Linked DNA regions of Homo sapiens: region 1 is linked to region 2. The links are chromatin loops, found by intact Hi-C in ENCODE. Cell type or tissue: MCF 10A. All regions are shown on one strand.

Region 1 (4,000 bases), 300 kb before region 2:
TTAGCACGAGAAAAAGTAAGTAACTATATGAGATGAGGATATGCTAATTTGCTTAACTATGATAACCATTTTACTATGTAGTATATCAAAACATCATGTTGTACACCTTAAATATACACAATAGAAAAGTAAAACCTAGAAACAATCTAAATTTCCAACAATAGAGGGACAACGCCTATTTGTATTATGTCACATTCATAAAATGTAATGGTATGCCGCTACATAAAAGAATAAAAACTACGTATATGCTGATAACAACAACAACAAAAACCAAGAGTGGTAGCCGGGGCTTGCGGCTACTACCTCAGTAGTGATTAAGAACTTTGAGTTTGGCATCAGACCTCCTGTGTTTAGAGCCTGGTTTTGCCATCAGCTGTGAGGTTTGGCAGATAACATGCTGAGCTTGTTTCCCAATGGCAAAGTAGGGATAATAATACAGGTAATCATGCATGTAAAAGCACTTAGCACAGATCCGGCAAGTAGAAATGCCAACTTAATGTGCGTTATTACTGTTATAGTCCTTGGAAGGCTTAATGTTGAAAACTGGTGGTCTGATGGTGTCAGGCTATTATAGACCAAATTGTGTTCCCCACCAAATGTATATGTTGAAGCTCTAACCCCCAGGGTAACTATATTCGGAGACAGGATTGTTAAGGAGGTAATTAAGCTTACATGAGGTCGTTAGAGTGGGATCTTAATCCAACAAGACTGGTGTCTATGTAAGAAGAGGAAGAGACTCCAGGAGTCCTTGCACACAGAGAAAAAGCCACATGAAGACACAGTGAGAAGGCGGCTGTCTGCAAGCCAAGGAGGGAAACCTCGCTAGAAACCAACCCTGCCAGCATCTTGATTTGGGTTTCCAGCCTCCAGAACTGTGAGAAAGTAAATTTCTGTTGTTTAAGCCACCAGTCTGCAGTACTCTGTTAAGACAGCCATAGCAAACTAATATACAGGCAATGAGGATCTGCTATTTAGGCCAATGGTGTATCAGAATCACCTAGAAGGATTGTTAAACATGGATTGCTGGGTCCTGCCCTCATGGTATCTCCTTCAGTAGATCTGAGCAGAGTCTAGAATCTGTGTATCTATCTATCTATCTATCTATCTATCTATCTATCTATCATCTATCTATCTATCATCTATCTATCTATTTTGAGATGGAGTCTTGCTCTGTTGCCCAGGCTGGAGTGCCCTGGCTCGATCCCAGCTCACTACAACCTCTGTTTTCCGGGTTCAAGTGAAAGAATCTATATTTTTAAGAGGTTACAATCTGAGAACCACACTTTGAGAACCCCTGATTTAGACCATGTCCATCCTTAGCCAAATCGTTCCCTTTTTTATTTCTTTAAGGAAAATCAGGAGCACACAAAATAGGTAATTTCACCTTGGTCTTAAGCATTGTCCTGAGGTTTTCCAAGATGACAAAGGAGCAGGTCAGCTTTTAGCCCTTTGCATCAATAGCAGAAGCTCTAACACTGTGGAAAAAGAAATGCCAACTCCTAAACTTTTGTGGAAAGGAAGGGACCGCCACTTTACTCTTCCTCCTGTTGCCAGCCACATGTTCCTTAGCAGGAGAACTCGCCATCATTTTGCTGGGACTTCAAAGGAAGGCCTGTCTGCCAAATGTCTGCACGTGATAAGAGTGATAGTGCATCTGGGAGGCCCTGGAGTTTCTGCAGCATCGAGGCAATTCTCTCACCATGGTGGAATCTGGCACTAGTGTTTCTATGCTGTCCTGAGCCCTGAGCCCTGGGCCCTGGGCAGTCGCCCTCATGGCAATAGAAAGTCTCCTGCAGTTCCTTTATGCAACCTGTACAATACAGCTGTAACTGCTCAAGTCCATGGGCAAGTCTGGATTGCATCTGAAGCACTTCGAGGGGCTCACAGACAAATGTTTTCTGAATGATTGGAGAAAAAGTCCAGCCAGAGGGCTGCTGGAATTGCAGAATGGTTCCTGGTAACTGGTGTCCACCCTTGTCCTTCAGCAACTGGAGTGGGCTGAGCAGGGGGCAGGGCAGGTCTGGAATGGGTCAGCACCATGAGAGCTTTTTGAATGAATGTCTGCAGGGCCATCTTCTCAAATCCACTCAGGACTGGAAACTTTGCTGGTGCTTCCTTTTACATATGTGTAGACATCAGCTATTTGCACTACCTGCAGGTGGCAGCAGAGCCAGCTTCCTGGCTTGAGACTTGTGCAGTCACAATGGGCCCCAAGCTCAGAGGGGTCCACGCCTGGTTTAATGTTCTGTGCTTGCTGTCTTGAAATTCTGAGTAATTTTTGAATGGGCCCTGAATTTCATTTCGCACTGAGCCTCACAAATTATGTAGCTGGTCCTGGGTAGCAGTCTCAACCAAAAAGGAGGAGTAGTGGCCTCAGGGAGGTAATGGATTTTTGATTGTGCTTAATACATCAAGTGAACTTTCAGCTTTGCTATTCTGAAACCCACAGGAACCACCAGTGGGAAGAGATTTCTGCAGTTCACTAACTCCAAGTTAATCCATCCAACTTCTGGCTCCTCAGAAACCTCTTAGTGAGGTTTTGTTGGGTGTAAAGATGAGAATGGTGGGTAGAATCAGTGAGAATATTTTTCCTTTAAGGATCTAATTTCTCAACTAGCAAGCCCTACAAGAAACCTGGCCAGTCTGAGACAATATATTCAGATATTTCTAATGAAACCCAGGAATGGTCCTGCAAAGAGACTGTACGTTTTTCTAGAGCTTGGGTCTTTCCTTATTCCTCTCGTAATCCCCACCTAGTACTTGGCACATGGTAGGCGCACCCAATATTTGTTGCTGCTGTTGATAATACTGACAATAAACACCAGTTTCCTCTTCATCTCCTCTGGATTCCCACAGAGCTAGGGCCACATACCAGGGACCCAGAAAGATCCCTTCTAACGAAGTTGCAACTGCTTACTCTACAAATTGCCTCCTCAATACAAACCCCAAACAAACCAAACATTAACCTCCAAGACAAGGCATCAACCCCCAAGCAAACCAAAGCAATCCCCCAAAGATATTTCCAACCCCTCACTGTACTGGTTAGCTGCTGTTACTACAATGACCTTGTGCAACAAACTACCCTCAAGCCTAGTGAGTTAAAACAACTGCTTCTTCTCATGAATCTGTCAGTGACATTGGGGTTGGTTGAACCAGGTTTGGCTTCTTGGGGAGGCTCTGCTTCAAACTATGGGTCCAGTTGAACTTATGTGGGGAATTGTTCCAAATATGTTCACTTTGGACCCAGAACGAAATGCAGCCACTGTTTAGGGCAAGCTCCTCTCAGGGATTTGGGGGAAGAGAAACAGGGCACATGAATATATGGAAGATCTCTTGGGTCTATGCTCAGATTGTATACTGCTACATCTGTCGACATTCCATTGGCCAAAGCAAATCACATGACTGAATGCAAAGTCAAGAGGCAGGGTAGTGCTCTCTGCCAAAATAAGGTCAAAGGCAAGGATGTGGCTCTAGAGGTGCAAAGCTGAGGCTAATAATTCAATGCACCACACTAACCCTATTATTAAAGATACTTATCTATATTCTAGTTATAACATGGGACCATTGTCTCTTATGCATTCAGCATCCACCAAGTGTGGAGCAAATGCCAATTGGAATGAAATGGAAACATATATCCCATAGTCCAAAATTATTAAATTTTATCAAGATGCCAGTTTATAAAAAAAATCTCCTAGGGAGAATATTCAAATACAGATACTCTATTTCCAGGTAGCATGACAAAGAGGTCCAGGGCCCAGTTATCTGCGTTTTCACAAGCACTTCAGCTAAAACAGGGCCCACATTTTGGATAAACTTACTAGTCGTCAATTATGCCATTAAGTTAATTAATACCAAGATGCTAACAAATTTGGGAAGATCCAGTGAAATTCTTAGAGATGGGTATTTTGTAAACTTCTACACAACTGAGTAACTGCTTATCTCCCCCATCCTTTTCAATTTTGCATTAAATGAGGTACTGGCTGTGTCACTTACACCAGCT
Region 2 (4,000 bases):
AGTGTTTCATTCAAGTATTTGTTACGTTGGAGCCGCTCAAATGCAAGTTGGCTTTTATTTTTTCCATCACACAGTGTTTCACCAATTTTTGAGTTTCCCAGATCAACCTCTTCACTATGTTTAAACAGAATGATTCCAAGCCAACGCAGCTAATCGGTACAGTAAAACCTCACGAATTCAAGCCAGGAATTTGAACTCTTCCAGCTGAGGACAAGCACTAGCAGTGTAAGTTGGAGGCCTGTTTTCTCATCTAGAAGATGAGGACATAAGGTTGTATAACCAAACTCCTTTTCTACTAATATTAAAACCACATTTCATCTAATCTAAGATGCCACTGACTATGAGAGGTATGTTCATATAACAGCAAAGAAGATGACATTTTAAAATGTGCCATCAGTTAAATAATCCCCAAACACCAAAGATATCCCCATGATGCATAGATTGGTGAACTAGACTCTTGTGGCTTTGAAATCCATTCAGATGAATTTGGCAGCTTCTCCTGCCCTTGGTTGTGTTGCTTGGCATGAAATAGGCAATCCTTTTTGAATGTTCTCAATAACAAAATGTAACACCACTTTTAATTCCCTTGGGTGCATCTTTCTAAGCAGATAAAACATTTGCTTGTCCCTTTGCAAGAAAACACAGAATTGTGATTCTGCTTCTAACAATGAATATGTACTTCATCAATATCCAATTGTTCTGTTTTTGAGGCTTTCTATAACTTTTCATTTTAGTACTGAATCATTACATTCAAATGGCAATTAAACTCAATGGTGTAATACCAAGTATGTAGGCAACTCAATGGAAGTGATAAGGGGTACTCGTGCGACTGGGTTTGCAGTGCTGGGATGGTGACGTCTGCATCATGACTGCCACCTGGCAACAGAAACTTCACAACCCCATCAATCACACATGCATCCTGATTTTAGACATGTTAAAGCATGAAAAGAGCATCTTAGGATGTACAAAATATGGAAATAGCGACAATCTCATGAGAACTGCTTGTAGTCATGTAGATACCATGACGACTTTAATGAATTTGCATTCTAGTACTTTTGGCAAAAAGTACTAAACCCCTGATAAGACTTAATGTCGATCAAACCTCACAGCAATCCAGAAAGTATATGCAAATTTGGAAGTTTAGCCAGGTAAATAAAATTTCCCTAGATCACCCAGCTATGTAAATTTCAGAGCAAGGATTTAGATCTAGACAATAGGACCTTCCATCTTGCCATTTCTATGATTCTATGGGCAGTAAAAATCATGTGTGCATATCACGGTAGACTGACCTTTGATTTCATCTACTTTCAAAAACATGAAGCATCCCTGAAGTAGGATCTCAAAGGGCTATTTAAAATAGCTCAATCATATAGGGTTTTGAGTAATGAATTGATAAGAATTTATAATTAACACATCCATTATATGCAAATGGACACTTCCTAAAGGGGCTCGTGATATGATTTCTGCCTTCACAACTGTGGAAACTGGAGTGGTTACCTGTAGCTACCCTCCCCACAGTAGAGTGAGATAGTTAAATCACCATTTCCTGACCAAAACCTAGCCTGTGCGCTGCAATGACTTGCCGAGTGGCAGTGTTCATGTTCATGGCAAAATATGGACCTAGATCAGCTCCAACCTTGGTCTTCTGAGCCTCGAGAATGTTCTTTTTCAACTTCTTTCTATTGCACCAATAACTTGCTTTTCTCACAAAGTTTGGTTTTTGTGGAGTTTTCTGGATTTTTTTTTATAGCATGGATAGTGAATGGGTAGAGACAAATATGTTTTTGCTAAAAACCACAAAAGCTGTTTTACTCTCTTAATGGTAGACAACATGGCAATGAATGACACTTCTCAGATCATGGGAGCCCCCAACACCAGGGAGGCCCTCCCAGACCAGCCCAGAGAAAGAGAATGGAAGCCACCAAGCTGCCACTAGAGGATAGCAATGCTGAACTCACTCCTGTGGCTTTGTGGTGAGGGTGATTCTGTTTGCATGAACAGTTAAATATGGAATCTGGGAGGAGCTTTATATTTACGTTCAGTGCTCTGGGAACAAAATCCAAAAGAAGAGTGAGGGTGTGACTAAGGGCTTTCATGGTCAAAATAAACACCAGCAAGCAGGAATTACCAAATAGTTGAACATTGCCAGCCTCAAACCCTACTCATGTAGACACCATGGTGACCTGAATAAATTTGCATTCCAGCAGCCAATGTAGAGATTGCTTTAAGAGAATGCAGTGGGCGTCTTTAAAAAATCTCAAATTATGAATTCACTTGGTTGGCAAATGTATATTGAGTACCGATGTGTGAAAAGGGAAGAGAGGATATAGCGGCAGGCAAATCAAATTCCAAGTTCAACAAGCCTATTATACATTCTTCAATTGTATTTGAAGAGGGCTGACTGAGGAATGGCAGCAGAGCCAAAGCTCTTCTTCACCTCCCCGCTGGTTCTGTTACAGCTGTAAAGGTGCCTCCCACTACGGCCTGACCAAAGATAGGAAGAGGCGCTCACAAGATGGCTGTCCAGACGGCTGTGCGAGCCTCACAGCCACGGCTCCCTCCCCAGAGGTTTCTGCAGCTGCCACCATCTCCTTAATGACAGACGAGCCTGGCCTAGACAACCCTGCCTACGTGTCCTCGGCAGAGGACGGGCAGCCAGCAATCAGCCCAGTGGACTCTGGCCGGAGCAACCGAACTAGGGGTGAGTCAAATGGGTGGTTGTCCGGGAATGGGCTCCTTGGCTTGCGATTGCCCTCTGTGGAATACTTACTGTGGAAAGTTCTGTAAATGTTTTTTAAGGGGAAATCGTTCTGGTAGTTTTGGCAGGAACCCAATGTCCAATTCGCCAAAGTGAAATGAAACCGCAAGTACCTCCAATCATTAAAACTGTGTGTAATCTGACTTGGTGAAAGGGGCTGAAACTAGACCTAATGATTCATCACTCCTGCAGTGTCAGTAATTTTTCAGCCATGCTGCTCAAGAAAAGTGGTATTGTATTCAGTTCAGCCCAGAAACAAAAAAGAAAAGCAGGATTTTAAGCACGTCGTACATATTTCACTGTAGAAAACTTAAAAAATACAGGTAAGCAAATTCTACAATCCTACCACCCAGAGGTAGTCACTGTTAATGTCTTATTGTGTATATCTTATCAGATATGTACATAAATGATTATTTCTATTAAATCATAACTACTGTTCCTCCTGTCGCTATTCCTCAGCACGGCCCTTTGAGAGATCCACTATTAGAAGCAGATCATTTAAAAAAATAAATCGAGCTTTGAGTGTTCTTCGAAGGACAAAGAGCGGGAGTGCAGTTGCCAACCATGCCGACCAGGGCAGGGAAAATTCTGAAAACACCACTGCCCCTGAAGGTAAATGAACTCCCCATAAGGCTGGATGGACATGGGCTGGGCTTCCAGGGGGACTTCAGGGATGACGCAATCTGATCACCTTCCACCTTCTGTGACCCCTCTCTTCCCAAGGGTATACAATATTTTTTACTTTGATTAGCCTACTTCTCACGTATGTAGCTAAAGGCAGAAAGTATTATCATCTTTTTACATAGATTGAAGAAAAAAGTGTTGAAACCCTCACCTTCAGGCGCTAGTACCATTATGCATATGAGGAAGAATAATTATAATTAATGAGTGAAAAACATTTAAAACAATGACTGGCACATATAATAAATGCAATATATATATTCGCTCTCCTTACTCTTTCAACTACATTTGAGGTGTGGTGCTGAGTGTTTTACATGCATTTCCTCATTTAAGCCTCACAACAACCCTATGAGGTAGCTACTATTATTCCTCTTTTTTTTTTTTTTTTTTTAGACAGAGTTTTGCTTGTCGCCCAGGCTGGAGTGCAACGGCGGCATGATCTCGGCTCACTGCAACCTCTGCCTCCTGGGTTCAAGCAATTCTCCTGTCTCAGCCTCCCAAGTAGGTGGGATTACAGGCACCCACAACCACAACCAGCTATTTTTTGTATTTTTTAGTAGA

The links. Peaks named below come from ENCODE experiments on the same cell type or tissue, not always from the same donor. Only the 100,000 strongest peaks of a DNase experiment are listed, where the experiment ranks them.
Region 1: a loop joins it to region 2, with 16 times the contacts of the local background. A loop is called at or near these places in 10 of 110 quality-filtered maps.

What each region holds. Positions count from the first base shown.
Region 1 is chr4:53,803,104-53,807,103 of GRCh38, reverse strand. No RefSeq gene overlaps it. Among named protein-coding and RNA genes, the nearest start is that of LNX1-AS2, 210 kb to the right of the region's middle. In MCF 10A, a CTCF peak has its summit at 2,146 (motif pointing right); a DNase peak (open chromatin) is centred at 2,183.
Region 2 is chr4:53,506,687-53,510,686 of GRCh38, reverse strand. LNX1 (ligand of numb-protein X 1) reads left to right here. Exons shown (of 11, transcript NM_001126328.3): 3 at 2,460-2,701; 4 at 3,218-3,370. The region is part of intron 3 of LNX1-AS1 (LNX1 antisense RNA 1); the gene reads right to left. Among named protein-coding and RNA genes, the nearest start is that of LNX1-AS1, 8.6 kb to the right of the region's middle. In MCF 10A, no CTCF peak of the experiment used is centred here; a DNase peak (open chromatin) is centred at 2,056.